Regions from separate parts of the Mus musculus genome. Here region 2 is linked to region 1. The links are chromatin loops, found by intact Hi-C in ENCODE. Cell type or tissue: heart. All regions are shown on one strand.

Region 1 (8,000 bases):
GAGGAACGTCCTCCTGGTTAACTTTAAAGATTTCTTGATAATTAGAAATAGCAGGAGTCCAGGAGTCAAGGGCACAGGGCAATATCTCAGCAAAATGGCAAACATGGGACCTTCAGGATAACCCTTAAAGCTATGGGAAAGAGTTCTAAATACATGAGTTTGAAACATATAATTTCTTAACTATGCAGAAATAAAGGATGCAATATAAATTATGAAGGGTTTCATGAATCTAAAGGAACAGGGGTAGCTACTCTATGAGATAGCTTGTCAGAAAGATACAAAGACAGGCAGATTCCTGAGTTCAAGGTCAGCATGGGACATAGCAAGGTTAGATATCACCAGGTGTGATAGAAATGGTAATTTCAGGACAGAATCCCACCCAGCTAGTTTATGATCTGTGTTTAACAGAGGCAAGAAGATCTTTAAATTATTTTGCAATATTAAGAGAAAATGTATGGTTGCTGTCTCCTAAGAATCAAGGGGCTGGGTCACTGGATACTGATTCTTAGGATAATCAAAAGTAAACCTGGAGTAAATGACTGGATAGATATGTAAAATAAAAGGCTGGGCTTATGATCTGCAGGAGATGAGTGATCCAGAGAAAGTTTTAGGAGAAAAAGAGAGAACTGTTTGGAAAACTCTCTCTCTCTCTCTCTTTCTAGACACACACACACACAAACACACACACACAAGCAAGCAGGGTATGGGCAGTGAGATCTCTTAGAATAGCAAGCAAACAGAATATAGACAGAGAAATCGTCAGAGAGAAAGCACAACATAGAGAAAAGCAGACTGGAAAACCTATATGAAGTAGAGCATGGGTCCCCAGCTTATATCCATGATTTGACTTTGAGTCATTAATTTCACAGCTCCCAGAAACCCCTTCTCTCAGAACCCCCCTCCAAGCTGAAGCTGGTCCTTGGCACTTTGGGGTTGCATATCAGATGTCCTACATATCAGATATTTATATGATAATTCATAACAGTAGCAGCATTTGTGAAGTAGCAATAAAACAATTTTATGGTTGGAGGTCACCACACCATGATGAATTAAAGGGACATAGCCTTAGGAAAGTGAGGACCACTGATGTGTAGGAACCTAAGGTAGTACTGTCTTACTCTGTTTGTTTATTTGTTTGTTTTGGTTTCTTGAGACAGGGTTTCTCTGTATAGCCCTGGCTGTCCTGGAACTCGGTAGACCAGGCTGGCCTCAAACTCAGAAATCCACCTGCCTCCCAAGTACTGGAATTAAAGGCATGTGCCACCACCACCCGGCCACTGTCTCACTCTTTTTTTTTTTTAAGATTTATTTATTTTTTTTTTTTTTTTTTTTTTTTTTAAATTTTTTTTTAAGATTTATTTATTTATTATATGTAAGTACACTGTAGCTGTCTTCAGACACTCCAGAAGAGGGCGTCAGATCTCGTTACGGATGGTTGTGAGCCACCATGTGGTTGCTGGGATTTGAACTCCTGACCTTCGGGAGAGCAGTCGGGTGCTCTTACCCACTGAGCCATCTCACCAGCCCAAGATTTATTTATTATTATATCTAAGTACACTATAGCTGTCTCCAGATGCACCAGAAGAGGGTTTCAGATCTCATTACGGATGGTTGTGAGCCACCATGTGGTTGCTGGGATTTGAACTCAGGACATTTGGAAGAGCAGTCGGTGCTCTTAACCACTGAGCTATCTCTCCAGCCCCCACTGTCTCACTCTTAACTTCTGAAATGAAAAAAGTATTTCACATATCAGCTTCCCAGCAGAGGAGTCACTAATGACTGGAAATGTAACCAGACTAACTAAATGTTTACCTATAATAAATTCAAACTGTCACGTGGCTCCTGGTTTGTATGTTGGACAATGCAAGACTTATAATATTAATAAATTCTGCATTATTTATCATTAACAGTGGGCTTGTTTCTCTGGCTGAATCTTGGATAACATAGAAAGCAATTGGCACCTTCAAGCAGAAGAGCCTTGCTACACAAAGCCAAAGGACAGGGCTGACAGGGCTGGAGAATAGCAAGCATCTATCCTAGAAACGTCCCAGGACTCTGTGGACTCTGTGGACTGTGGCCAAAACCATCCTTTGAACCTAATCTCCAGTTTTCAGTGACTTCTGTTTGCTACAGTGAATGATATGAGCCTTCTCTAGTTTACTACAGGGCACAGATGGTGTTCTTAGAAATCTCTTTGAAAAAAAATTATTGCATTGATATCAAGTAAAGATTGAGTGTTTTGAAAGACATAACTCCTGCAAACAGAACCATGCAAGACCCAATCCTTGTTAGCTTCCTCCACGTAGTTCTCCTTTTTGTCATGTTTATCTTTGTTGTTCCTTTGAAGAATGACCTACCTATGGTAAGTAGCTTGCTTTCCAAAGCCCTTGAATTTCAGAAAAGCAATAATTTTAGATTTCAATTAATATGTAGTAGTCAATGATCTTCAAAGAAATAGAACCAATTGTATATGTCTTTCTCTCTGTGTGTGTTCTGTATACACAGTCATATGATACACAGTGTTTTTGTCAATGGTGTACGCCACACTCAAATAACAAAACTTCCTAGCAACAGTTTTCTCAGTCTGTATTCCAGCCCTTGATTTACATGTGACTCTCTATGTGTGTCTACTTGTAAAGCCTATGTTATGTTTGGAAGAAGTCTCAAAACCGAAGAGCTAACAGTTGAGTTTCTAGTCAGCCTGAAAGCCTGAGAATTAGGAATGTCTCTGGCAGATCAATCAGATCAAGCTGGGAGTCAACCTTCATCTTCATTTCGAGTTCTACTCAGCCAGCAACAGACCAGATGGGGCCCACTCACACTGGAGCAGTTATGTGCTTTAGTCAGTCCACCGGTGTGGATGCTAAGCTCTTTAGAATACTCTTCCAGATACAGTCAAACTGTTTAGTCAGCTCCTGGGCTTCTCATGCCTGACCAAGTTGGCACACAATTACTAATCACATGATGTTCTCCAAACACAAGGACCCCAGGAACAGGAACTGAAAATTAGCAAAGTTTTATGCCTCAGTTCTAGAACTGAAGGCATTAAAATGCTTCTGTTAAGAAATCCTAGACTCTGGATAAACTGAGCTTGAACTTGTTATTAAGGAAGGGATGTGGACAGAGCTTGGTCATCAGAAACTAGATTGTCCACACACCTCTGTGAGAATCCTCTCACAGTGTACTCCTGAGTTGGGGTGGAGACTAGCAAGATAAAGGCAGAGGGGCTTGGGATGAGGATCTCGAATTTTCTCTGGTATCCATTAAAGTCAGCAGAGTCATGCAGCTCATGTAGTGAAGAGGTAGAGGCAATTATATAGAAATAGAGCCACAAGGGGCTTTTGTTATAAGGTGACCATGGAAACAGAAAGGGTATAAAAGCCTTTGGAAAGTAAACACAGTGGAAACAGCATCAGAGTCCTGCGTGTTCTGCTCATTCTCCAACCATGTGGGAGATGGCACAAGATAGACATGGGAGAGTCCACTTTGGGTAGCTGTGTGGAGGATGCTACTGGCCTGCAGTTTACAGCCTGAAAGAAAACTAGAGGAGTTTGACACCCACTGCATCCATGCCCTACAAACTTAGCAATGGAGTGGATAGCTTCAGCTGTGAGAAATGAGCCCGTAGGCCTCCCAAATGGATTCTGCTTCCCGTATTTTGCTAGAAAACCCCTCCAGTCCCCAGGCCAGAAGCATGGTGAGCTAAGTCATGAGAAGCAAGGTGTACTCCATAAATAATCTTTCCATTGCTCTTTCTTTTTACTCCTGGGCAAACCTTTCTTTCTCAGCACACTCTCTTTCTCTGCATGAAATACACTTTTTCTAGTAGTATACCCTTGCCTACGTTGTCTGTCAGGCTGGACTGAGAAAACCAGAAACACTGCTGCATTTTTAACTACTCTGTAACTATGGCAACAGATGATAAATAACTATTTATGCCAGCTTCATTGTGAAACTGGCTAATTATCAACACACCCTGGGAATAAATTCTTCGAAGGGGCCTTCATGGTTAACTGACTGTGGAGAGACGAATGTGAACAATGTATTAACAGATTCTTCAAGATTAAGCCTCAGTAGAGAACACTTAAGTGCCTTTGTTTTCCATCTGGGGCCACAAACATGACTCTAGAGGATTATAAGAACCATTCCTGGTTATTTTGTTTTGTTTCATTTGTTTTGTTTTTGCTAAGATTGCTTAAGCAACCTTTTAGCTCTTAGTTGTTATAGTATTGACATAGGAAAACAAAATTTTGGTAACAAATCAATACAACTGTACAACTGGCCACTCAGTGACGTGCATGGTTCTGTTCCTTGAGTGGATAAGCTTGCTTTTTACCTCCTTCCAGCTTTTATCCCACCTTTGTTGTGTATCTTCCTGGAAAAAAAAGAGAAAGTTTTTGAAGGAAAACAACAACTTCTCTTTTAAAGTTGTCTTGATGTCTTTGTTCCTCTGTCCTACATATCTCACAGTGTTTGACTCTCTTATTTTGAGCTTGGTGAGTTAGTTTGCTTTCCTGTTACCCCAGCCTATTACTCTGTGCTGATTCCCAACCTTATGCTAAGACTAAAGACTTCAGATCTGAATTCACAGGGCCCTGTAACTTCCATCCCACTTACCCCTCCAACCTGCCTGGCCCTCTGTAGCAGCTCTCATGCAATCTAAATTGCTTGTCCTGATGCCAGTACTGGACCTGACCTGGGAAGGTTATAGGGGGAGCAGCTGCTCCTCTATGTTCTGGCAAGCAACCTTAACTAGGGCAGGTAAGGAGCAGGAGCAGGGAGGTTGTAGGGAAGAGGCTGCTGTGTGCACAGGCAGGAGACCTGAGCAATTGAAAGGAAATAAAACTTGAGACCTGTGATTCATGTAATTTATGTCAAATAGCCCAAAGAGTTGTTTGTGAGCTTTAAAACTTGGGGCTGAGAACATAGCAGAACAGGCCAGGACATGCCCGGGCAGGCCCATCGTCACATGTCCTGACTGGCCTAGTGCCTCCCTATCTCCCGCCCTTCTGACTGTTGATGTTTAAATGAACCAATCATGTGAAACCGCAGGGCCAGGATAGAAACATGGGTGTTGCTCAGTTAGAGGCAGCATTGACAGTGAGATCTGAAATAAATGCTGAGCTGCTAAAGCCTAATGTGGATGCACAGCCAAAGTTGAAGCCTTCTGGTCCCTCATGAAGAGCTATAGAAGGGGGGTTTGGGAAAGGACAGCATGGACAGTGTCTAGTCAGAGATCTGAAGCAGTAGAAATAGCTCTTCTCTGTTTCTCATGGATGTTTCTGATTGTGCCATCTATTCATCCTCAAGGGGAAAGATCAGAACCCAGTCACCAAGGGACTGCCCTTCTCAGCTGTGCTCTGCTCCCCATTGCCCTCACACTTGTCCTTTTCTTCTCTCCTCTGCCACAGAAGATGGTCTGAACTGGCAAGTTATACTTAGTGGGGAATGCTATGGAGCTGGTCACACCGCCCTCTTAAATAACGAATTGGACTGTGGAAGCTGGCATCTCCATAGCTACTCTAGAAGGAGAGTTTGTGTTGGGGAATGTTGTGATTTAACCAGAACGTGGCTCCTGTGCTTTTGTGTTTTATGTTTGGGGCCGCATTAGCTTTTGGAGGTGGGGCTAGGATGCTGACCATTATCTCTAAAAGAAGGCACTTCTAGTCTCACTAAACAAGACTCCAACCATTCTACAATGTGTCTGTCTTAGGCTGCTGGGAATTAGGATGTCTGCTCTAAGAACTTGATCTGTGATTTGTAAGTAAATGTATAAAAATACCAGGAGCTACTTATGTAGCCTGAGAATGGGCTCCGTGCTGACCCAAACACTTATACAAAGGATTGTTTCTCCATTCCTAATCCACTGAAAAGAAGCTAGTGGACAGAAAAATGGCTCCTCTTCAACTGGAAAACTTGGTAAAGTATATTTTAAAATATAAAAGCTGTGAATTACAGCAGATCCCCTGTGCTCTTATAAAGTGTTGCCTTTAATCATGAATGATCAATCATTGCCATTTATATAACCCCCATCTTTACATCGATAGTAGTTACCTTGATTTCCTAGTCCTTTTAGAACAGCAACATAATCCAAACTGTTTATTCACTATTACTGTATAAATTAATAAACTCCTCATGTCAGTTATTATCATCATTTCACAGTGATAAATGGAAATTCCTTTTCTTCCAGAAAAGGAACAGAACATGGCAAACAATGAGCCCTCCAGCCTTGTCTCAGATCCTACTCCTGTCTCCATTTCCCACCCACATTCACTCATTTTCTCAGTCTTTGGCTAACTGTGGTTAGTTTCTGATCATTTTAAACTGCTCTCCACATGTCATTAGGATAAAGTGTTTATGCTTTTTATTCAGTTCTGAAATTTCAAGAGCCTACCATTGGCTCACTCTAAAAATATCTTCATCTTCACAAATTCTCCATGGTTAGAATTTCTAAGTAAATCTGATTAGTGGAAATCTGATCTTTACACTATAGAAAATATTGAAGTAAACAATCCTGGAGTTTCCTGTTCATTCCTGCTGTTTCTTGTGTAAAATGTCATGTAAATGGATAGTGAAAGTCTCGTATGAAATTAGCCAATCACGAGGACATGAACTATAACATTTCAGGTAGTGAGTAAAAAACAAAAAAAGCCAGTCTGTGATGGCTCATACCTCTAACCCCAGAACTCAGGAGATAAAAGTAGGTGGATCTCTGAGCACAAGGCCAGCTGCTCTGCAGAGTTAGTTACAGAAAATCCAGCGTTACACAGAGAAACCTTATCTAAAAAGAAGAAGAAGAAGAAGAAGAAGAAGAAGAAGAAGAAGAAGAAGAAGAAGAAGAAGAAGAAGAAGAAGCAGCAGCAGCTCAGGTAGTGACAAAAGAGAAACCTATATGTCTCTGGGTGCCCACAGAGAACTTACCTTGACGATACAGAAGTAAATGTTAGTGAACAGTTGGCATGGCCTTTGTCATTGAGACATCATTAATGATGTCTGACAACTGTTAGGAACATTTAAATACACATTTCCTTTTAAGAGAATGTTCCTCTGTGTGGGTGTTTTCAACTAATATTTTTTACTTCACCAATTGGCTAATGTCCCATGGTGCCTGTAAGTTAAAACACAGATAGGATGGTTTTTGATATGCAGTATGCATGAAGCATCATCTGTTTCCCAACACAGAATTTGAGCTTTATAACTACACCTTCAGTTAAGTGGATCTTCACTGTTGTTTCAGGCCAGGTCTTCTGCTCAACAAACAAACAAACCAATCAATAGCCCCTCACAGTATGAACTTAAAAACAAGTCAACACCTTGATTCAGGAATGCAGTCAACAGTTCCTTTTCCAGGTAGAGGCTTAACCCCAGTTAATCTGCAACTTGTTTTACTTGCTTGGCCTCTCCTGTCCCCTGCTTTGAGTTTCTGACCAACAGTCCTCATCCAGATCTCGAACCTAAGTCTTCTGTATCTCAACCTAAGTCTACTGCATCTCAACTAAGTCTACTGCATCTCAACTAAGTCTACTGCATCTTAACCTGTCTACTGCATCTCAACTAAGTCTACTGCATCTCAACTCCCATCACTGGGCTTCACTAAGCTACACTTTTCTGATGGCATTTTGCCCCCTAAAAGTGTTCCATAAATTAAAACCAGAGTTAGGCATTCTGAAATTAGGACGTGTGTGATGAATAGGGCCTGAAAAGGGGAAAGAGGACCTAGGGAAGGCTGAGACTCCCTGTGCTGATTTCTGCTCCGTGGATGGTGCATGTGGTGCTGCCCAGGCTGTGACTGAGCTTGCTGTCTCTGTCAGTCAGGAAGCTGAAGGCAGGGAAATCTCCAGTGTAGCAGGGAGAACCAGGGAAAAGTCTCAGACCCAGCGGGCAGAGTCAGCAGGTGAAGAAAGGCTTCTATTAGAGGTGAGGAAGCACACAGAGAAAGCCAATTCACAGAAAAGAGGCTCTGCAAAGCACCGGGGAGCTGGGGGCGTTGAAGCTCCCTC
Region 2 (8,000 bases), 150 kb before region 1:
AGAATAGCTCAGTAGTTCCTAAAGCTGAACATAGTATGTGGTGGAAAGATAACATATTATCAAAATAAAAGTTGTCAACGGGCAAAGTTGATTTTTTAAATTTATTTATTTTCAGGAGAGATGGCGTGATGCTTCAGTTTGGTACTGCGCCTCCTGGATTATCTGTAGTTTGTGTAGCTGTGATGTTGTGGTGATCCTCAAGGCAAGGCAGGGTATTGGCCTTCTGCTATACTCATAGTGAGACTCTCTCTGCTCATTGGGAATCTCTGCCATGGGCTTGGCAGAAGCAAACCTAGAGCAGGGCTTGCTGATGGTGCCCATGCTAAGGGATGGTTTGGTGTAGAATCCATTTAAAACTTTCTTGGTGTGCCCCTCCCCCTACCAGCCGCAAATAGAAACTGAACAAGGGCAGAACTTCAAAGCAAGCTTGACTTTCTCATCCTTTTGAAGAGAATTTTGGTGCCAAGTCCTTTCTTTTGGCAATTCTGGGGCCATGTCTGGACTGATATTAAAAGGGAGAGGATAACAAGAAAACCCACAAAATCAACAAACCTGGGTTTACTGGGGCTTACAGCCACTGAATAGAGAACCAGGAGCTGGTATGGAACTGACCTAGGTCCTATGCATATATGTTGTACAGCTTGTGTAGCTTGGTTTTCTTGTGGGATTCCTAATAGTGGGAGTAAGGGCTATCTCTGAATCTGCCTGCTTTTGGGACACCCTCTCCTACTGGGTTGCCTCATCTGGCCTTAATACAAGGGGTATTACTTACTACAACTTGATATGTATGCTGTATTGTTGATATCCATAGGGGAGGCCTGTCCTTTTCTGAAGAGAAACAGAGGAGTCATGGTTGGGAGGAAGGGGTAGAAGGGAGGTGGGGGAAGGAGCTGGGAGCAGAGGAGGGAGGGGAAACTACAGTAGCGATGTAAGGAGGGGAGTATATATGGCAATAATTGATCCTTCACGATTAAAGGCAACACTTTACAAGAGCACAGGGGATCTGCTGTAATTCACAACTTTTATATTTTAAAATATACTTTACCAAGTTTTCCAGTTGAAGAGGAGCCATTTTTCTGTCCACTAGCTTCTTTTCAGTGGATTAGGAATGGAGAAACAATCCTTTGTATAAGTGTTTGGGCCAGCATAGAGCCCATTCTCAGGCTACATAAGTAGCTCCTGGTACTTTTATACGTTTACTTACAAATCACAGATCAAGTTCTTAGAGCAGACATCCTAATTCCCAGCAGCCTAAGACAGACACATTGTAGAATGGTTGGAGTCTTGTTTAGTGAGACTAGAAGTGCCTTCTTTTAGAGATAATGGTCAGCATCCTAGCCCCACCTCCAAAAGCTAATGCAGCCCCAAACATAAAACACAAAAGCACAGGAGCCACGTTCTGGTTAAATCACAACATTCCCCAACACAAACTCTCCTTCTGGAGTAGCTATGGAGATGCCAGCTTCCACAGTCCAATTCGTTATTTAAGAGGGCGGTGTGACCAGCTCCATAGCATTCCCCACTAAGTATAACTTGCCAGTTCAGACCATCTTCTGTGGTAGAGGAGAGAAGAAAAGGACAAGTGTGAGGGCAATGGGGAGCAGAGCACAGCTGAGAAGGGAAGTCCCTTGGTGACGGGGTTCTGATCTTTCCCCTTGAGGATGAATAGATGGCACCAATCAGAAACATCCATGAGAAACAGAGAAGAGCTATTTCTACTGCTTCAGATCTCTGACTAGACACTCTCCATGCTGTCCTTTCCCAAACCCCCCTTCTATAGTTCTTTATGAAGGACCAGAAGGCTTCAACTTTGGCTGTGCATCCACATTAGGCTTTAGCAGCTCAGCATTTATTTCAGATCTCACTGTCAATGCTGCCTCTAACTGAGCAACACCCATGTTTCTATCCTGGCCCTGCCTCAGTTCCCCAAGCAACCTTTTCCCTCATCCCTGAGATGTTCCAGCTGTTACTGAATTTATCTATGTGCTCACAAAGTGCACAGCTACAGAATGAGGAGCATCTATGTGTGCTCCTGACAGTGACATCAAGAAACAATTTTGTAACTTAATGTTCCTAAAGTCAAATGAAAGAGGCTGTAACCTTCTACACCAAGGGCCTTCTGAATGCTGTGTGTTGACAACTACATTTTGCTCAGGAGAAATGAAAGCACCAAGAGAAGGGGCCTCAAGGATAGCAAAGTGGGCCCCAGTGATCAGATTATAACATTGTCAACATCCTATCTTGGGAGGGACTCCCTCCTCTTCAGTTACCAACCCAGGGAAGAGACCAAGCAGGTTCTTAGAAGAAGTGCTAAGTAGCAACAGTCATATGCAAAGACAGGAGGAGGAAGGAAGGAAGTGGGTAAGGTGAAAAGGAAAGGGGAAGGCAATTGACCTTTGTCAATTAAGACATTTCCCACCCAGGCTGTGCCTAAAGGTGGAAAGGGTGGGGTGAGAGGAGTTTGAGCAGGCTGCGCGGGCTGCTTGCGGGGCTGTGGAAACAAAGGTGACTTACTGTGAAAGGCAAGGAGCATATGGCGAAGGTGATGGTCATAATGGCCAGGAGAATGAGGTGGTCCGTCTCCTCTGCCATCGAAGTCCTCTCTCCTCTCCTGCGAGATCCAGGGCCTCTTAGGCTACTGCCAGACAATCCGCAGCGGCTTCTTCTGCTCCGACGGTGCATGCGAATGAGGTTGAGGATAACGCTGATGTTGCAGGCGAGCACAGCCACGATAAGCAGCAGGAGCATCGTGGCGTACAGCTGAAGGTATGCAGTCCTCCCGTGCCGGATAAAGCACCATGTCCCAGGACAGTACTGGACGTACTCCCCGTAGTTGAGCAGCGGCAGGGAACAGAAGAGCAAGGAGGCCCCATAGATGACAGGCAGCACCGCCAGACCCCCGCGGCGCGATAAGTGGCGCCTGTAGAAGTAAGGGTACCCGATGGAGAGGTAGCGTTCCAGGGCCATAGCGAAGAGCATGAGCATCGTGGCCAGACTAAAGAAGGTCATAGTGAAAGCGAAATAGGTACACGCGTGACTTTCGGGAGCCAGGGCCACCAGGGTCTGGTTTCTTGAATATGAAGCCAGCACCACCGGGCTGATGAGGCAGGTTCCCAGCAGGTCAGTGAGCACCAATTCCGTTACCAGCACGTGAAACAAGGAGATAGAGGTCCTGCTGCCGGCGCTACACCCGGTGTCCCCACGCCAGCGGCGCGCCAACAGTGCCAGTGCGATGAGATTCCCCAGAACCCCGGCCGAGAACATCACCGAGCTGATGGCTGGGCTTTCCCCCGAAAGGAGCCACTGACGACTCTTGCAGTCCTCCATTAGCTTGGAGTCATTAAGAAAATTGTCCATGGTGGAGGGTGTGGAGGAGAGATGATATCTCTTCCAGGCAAGTACCAGACAGTCGGAGGGTCTGATGGCCCCAGGGCTCCAAGACAGAGCAGGGAAAAGGGGAGGGACCGAAATCCAGAGCTCCCTTCCGGCCCCCAACTCGCACCAAGGACAGACTTGTTTGGGTCTCCTGCCTGTACGTACAGTGGCCTCTTCACTACAATATCCGGTCGCTCTCGGTGCTTCTGTGCCTCACCTGCCCTAGCAGGGGGTGCTTGCCAGAGCAGCTGCTCCCTCCAGCGCCTTCAGGGGGCAAGTCCAGTAGTGGAATCCAGGAAAGCAATTTAGATTGCTTGCGAGCTGCTGCCGTGGGGCCAGGCAGGGCAGACACACACTGACAGGGCTCTAGAAGGGACCTGGGGGCGTTCCCAGCGCTCACCCTGAGCTGGCCCATAAGGTCTTCCTTCCTATGGGTTGGAAGTTGCAGTGCCTCTGACTTCAGCTCTGAAGCCTTTAGCCCTAGCAGAAGGCTGGGAACCAGCACAGTTTAATAAGACTGGGGTAACAGGAACTCACCAAACTGAGGTTAAGAGAGTCCAGCCCTGTGAGGTGTGGAGGAGGCACAAAAACATCAAGACAACTTGAAGTAAGAATATGAGAGAGGTTGTTGTTTTCCTTTAAAACAAAACAAAACACAAAACATCCAGAAAGATACCCAACAAAGGTGGGACAAAAACTGGAAGGAACTGAAAAGCAAACCTATCCATCCAAGAAATGGAACCGTGCACACCACAGAGTGGCCTTTGCCTTCCTATAACAACGACTTGCTTAAGCAATCCTAACAAAACAAAACAGGAACTGTTCTTGTAATCCTCTAGAGTCATGTTTGTGGCCCCAGATGGAAAACAAATGGCACTTAAGTGTTCTCTATTGAGGCTCAATCTTGAAGAATCTGTTAATACATTGTTCACATTCGTCTCTCCACAGTCAGTTAACCATTCGAAGGATTTATTCCCGGAGTGTTTTGGTAATTGGCCAGTTTCACAATGAAGCTGGCATAAATAGTTATTTATCATTTGTTGCCATAGTTACAGAGTAGTTAAAAATGCAGCAGTGTTTCTGGTTTTCTCAGTCCAGCCTGACAGACAACGTAGGCAAGGGTATACTACTAGAAAAAGTGTATTTCATGCAGAGAAAGAGAGTGTGCTGAGAAAGAAAGGTTTGCCCAGGAGTAAAAAGAAAGAGCAATGGAAAGATTATTTATGGAGTACACCTTGCTTCTCATGACTTAGCTCACCATGCTTCTGGCCTGGGGACTGGAGGGGTTTTCTAGCAAAATACGGGAAGCAGAATCCATTTGGGAGGCCTACAGGCTCATTTCCCACAGCTGAAGCTATCCACTCCATTGCTAAGTTTGTAGGGCATGGATGCAGTGGGTGTCAAACTCCTCTAGTTTCCTTTCAGGCTGTAAACTGCAGGCCAGTAGCGTCCTCCACACAGCCACCCAAAGTGGACTCTCCCATGTCCATCTTGTGCCATCTCCTCCCACATGGTTGGGGAATGAGCAGAACAGGCAAGACTCTGATGCTGTTTCCACTGTGTTTACTTTCCAAAGGCTTTTATACCCTTTCTGTTTCCATGGTCACCTTATAACAAAAGCCCCTTGTGGCTCTATTTCTATATAATTGTCTCTACCTTTTCACTACATGAGTGACATGACTCTGCTGACTTTAATGGATACCAGAGAAAATTCGAGATCTCATCCCTATACCCTCTGCCTTTTTCTGCTAGTCTCTACCCCAACTTAGTAGCACACTGTGAGAAGATTCTCACAGAGGTGTGTGGACAATCTAGTTTCTGATTACTAAGCTCTGTCCATACCCCTTCCTCAACAACCCCTCAGACCCTAGGGTATGCACTCCCTGCATGTGAGACAGTCTTGGGGATCCTGGGGGAAGAAGCCACTATGAAGCCCCAGACATGGGTTTAAGCAAGGAATTCCCTGGTGCAGGGAAGTTTGTCTACAGGACAGGTGGCTTTGGGGCTCCGTGAGTGATCCCTACTTAAAGGTGAATATGTCACAAGAAAAAGACCAGAGCTAGTTGTATAATTCTTAGGAGTTCATATCTTAGTAATTACTTTTCTGGGCTTCGTGATTTCATTTGCAACATATTCAAATTAGCATTTTTGTTTGTTTGTGTGTTTGTTTCCAGTAGTTGCACAGAGAGAGCTAGCAGTCCTACTGTGTTCCATGTTTCAGCAGTCTCACTGGATGCTTAGTTTGCCATCTCTACCTACTCAGACCATCAGGTCGGTTCAGTAAATTGAATTATCTTCTGTAGTTTGAAAGTGGCTTCTTCCCATTTCTAATTGTAGTGTCAGCATCCCAGTACAAGTTCAGTTTATCCAGAGTCTAGGATTTCTTAATAGAAAAATATATTAACACCCTCAGTTTTAGAATTGGGACATACAGCTTTGCTAATTTTCAGTTCCTGTTCATGAAGCCATTGTGTTTGGGGAACACCATGTGATTAGTAATTGTGTGTCAACTTGGTCAGGCATGGGATGCCCAGGAGCTGACTAAACAGTATGTCTGACTATATCTGGGAGGTGTTCTAAAGAACTTAGCATCCACATTGCTGGACTGACTAAGGCACATAACAGCTCCATTGTGGGTGGGCCCCATCTGGTCTGTTGCTGAGTGAATAGCACTAGGAATATAGGTGAAGGTTGATACCCAGCTTCATTTGGGGCATTGATCCGCCATTGACATTCCTGATTCTCAGGCTTTCAGGCTGACTAGAATCTCAACTTTTAGCTCTTCAGTCTTGAGACTTCTTCCAAACATAACACTGGCTTTACAAGTAGACACACATAGAGAGCCACATGTAAATCAAGGGCTGGAATACAGACTGAGAAAGCTGTTGCTAGGCAGTTTTGTTATTTGAGTGTGACGTACACTATTGACAAAAACATTGTGTATCATATGACTTTGTATACAGAACACACATAAAGAGAAAGACATATACAATTGGTCCTATTTCTTTGAGGATCTCTGACTAATACATATTACTTGAAATATAAAATTCATATTTTCCTTTATGGATCTGTAACTCAGGGGCTTTGGAAGGGAAGCTACTTACCATAGGTCATTTTTCAAAGGCAGGCAAAGATAAACATGAAAGGAAGGAGAACTACTTGGAGGAAGCTAACACCGGGGCTTGCATGTTTCTATTTGCAGGAGTTATGTCTTTCAAAACACTCAAACTTTACTTCTTGATATCTATGCATGTCTAAATAATTTTTTTCAAAGAGAATTCTAAGAACACTATCTGTGCCCTGTAATAAACTACACAAGGCTCACACCATTCACTGTAGCAAACAGAAGTCACTGAAAACTAGAGGTTAGATTTAAAGGATGGTTTTGGCGACAGTCCACAGAGTCCTGGGAAGTTTCTAGGTGGTCTGCTGGTAGATGCTTGTACATGCTGGTACATGCTTGTACATGCTGGTAGATGCTTGCGATCCTCCAGCTCTGTCAGATCTATTCTTTGGCTTTTTGGAGCAAGGCTCTTCCCCTTGTTTCTATGCTAGTCAAGATTCAGCCAGAGAAACAGGTCCACTGTTAGAGATAAATAATGCAGATTTTATTGTTATAAGCCTTTCATTGTCCAATCGCTAGCCAGTAGCCACATGACAGTTTAGATCTAAGTTTATTAAAGGGAAAAAAAATGAAGTTTCTCTAGGTATAGTTCTAGCTATTAGTGACTCCCCTTCGAAGAAGCTCATATGTGGAATATTTTTTTCATTGCAGAAGTTAAGAGTCCTTTAGGTTGTACAACAGTGGTTGTCACCTTCCTAACGCTATGGCCATTTAATTTAATTCCTCATGGTGTGGTGACCTCCGACCATAAAATTATTTCATTGCTACTTCATAAATGTAATATTCCTACTACTATGAATTGTAATGTAAATATTTGATATGTAGAATATCTGATATGCAACCCCCAAAAGGGCCGTGACCCACAGGTTGAGAACCACTGTCTACATGATGTGGGGATTGGTAGCAGAGACTACAGTGTTTGTCCCTATCCTTGGTTCTTGTTTTGAGCCTGAACCTCATTAAGGACCTGCTAGAACTCCTGTTAGAGAAGAACTCCTGTCATAGAGGATAGCAACCTCAGAACCATAAAGGTAATCTAGAACTCAGGAAGGACTGAATGAAGCCTTTGAGGACACACTGGATGTGCACGTGTCTTACTTAGCACCTCCAGTCTTAGTGGCATCAGTATCCTGCAGAAGAAGCGTCATGGTCTAAAGATGTACTTGACTTGAGATTTGAAGAAACCATTGGTGGAGATCGAGGAGCTTCAAGTCCAGGTGATGTCCTATGCAGCAGGATAAGCCAGCCTATCAGAGGGAGTGTGGGAAAGCCACCAGCATGCCCAGAGACTTGCATTTTGTCTTTAGAGCAGGGCCAGCATGATGCTGCTTCTCTGCTGCCTTTCAGATCGCGTGCAACATGCCGCTTGTGACAAGCACTGGCCTTACTGTGCAAGGCTTCTGGATGATACTTTCTGCTTGGCTGGAAGACACAGGCCAAGCTTACCATTCGGCTTCTTCAAGGGTTCAGGCATCCCACCTGCAGTGAAGGCAGGGCAAGA

What was found. Peaks named below come from ENCODE experiments on the same cell type or tissue, not always from the same donor. Only the 100,000 strongest peaks of a DNase experiment are listed, where the experiment ranks them.
Region 2: it touches region 1 in a loop (36-fold over the local background); 10 of 42 quality-filtered maps call a loop at or near these places.

Annotation. Positions count from the first base shown.
Region 1 is chr14:44,830,298-44,838,297 of GRCm38, reverse strand. No RefSeq gene overlaps it. Among named protein-coding and RNA genes, the nearest start is that of Gm34198, 11 kb to the left of the region's middle. In heart, no CTCF peak of the experiment used is centred here; no DNase peak of the experiment used is centred here.
Region 2 is chr14:44,984,322-44,992,321 of GRCm38, reverse strand. Ptger2 (prostaglandin E receptor 2 (subtype EP2)) reads right to left here and starts at 4,211. Exons shown (of 2, transcript NM_008964.4): 1 at 2,515-4,211. The coding sequence starts at 3,357. In heart, no CTCF peak of the experiment used is centred here; a DNase peak (open chromatin) is centred at 3,361; H3K4me3 peaks cover 1,608 bases; H3K27me3 peaks cover 4,337 bases.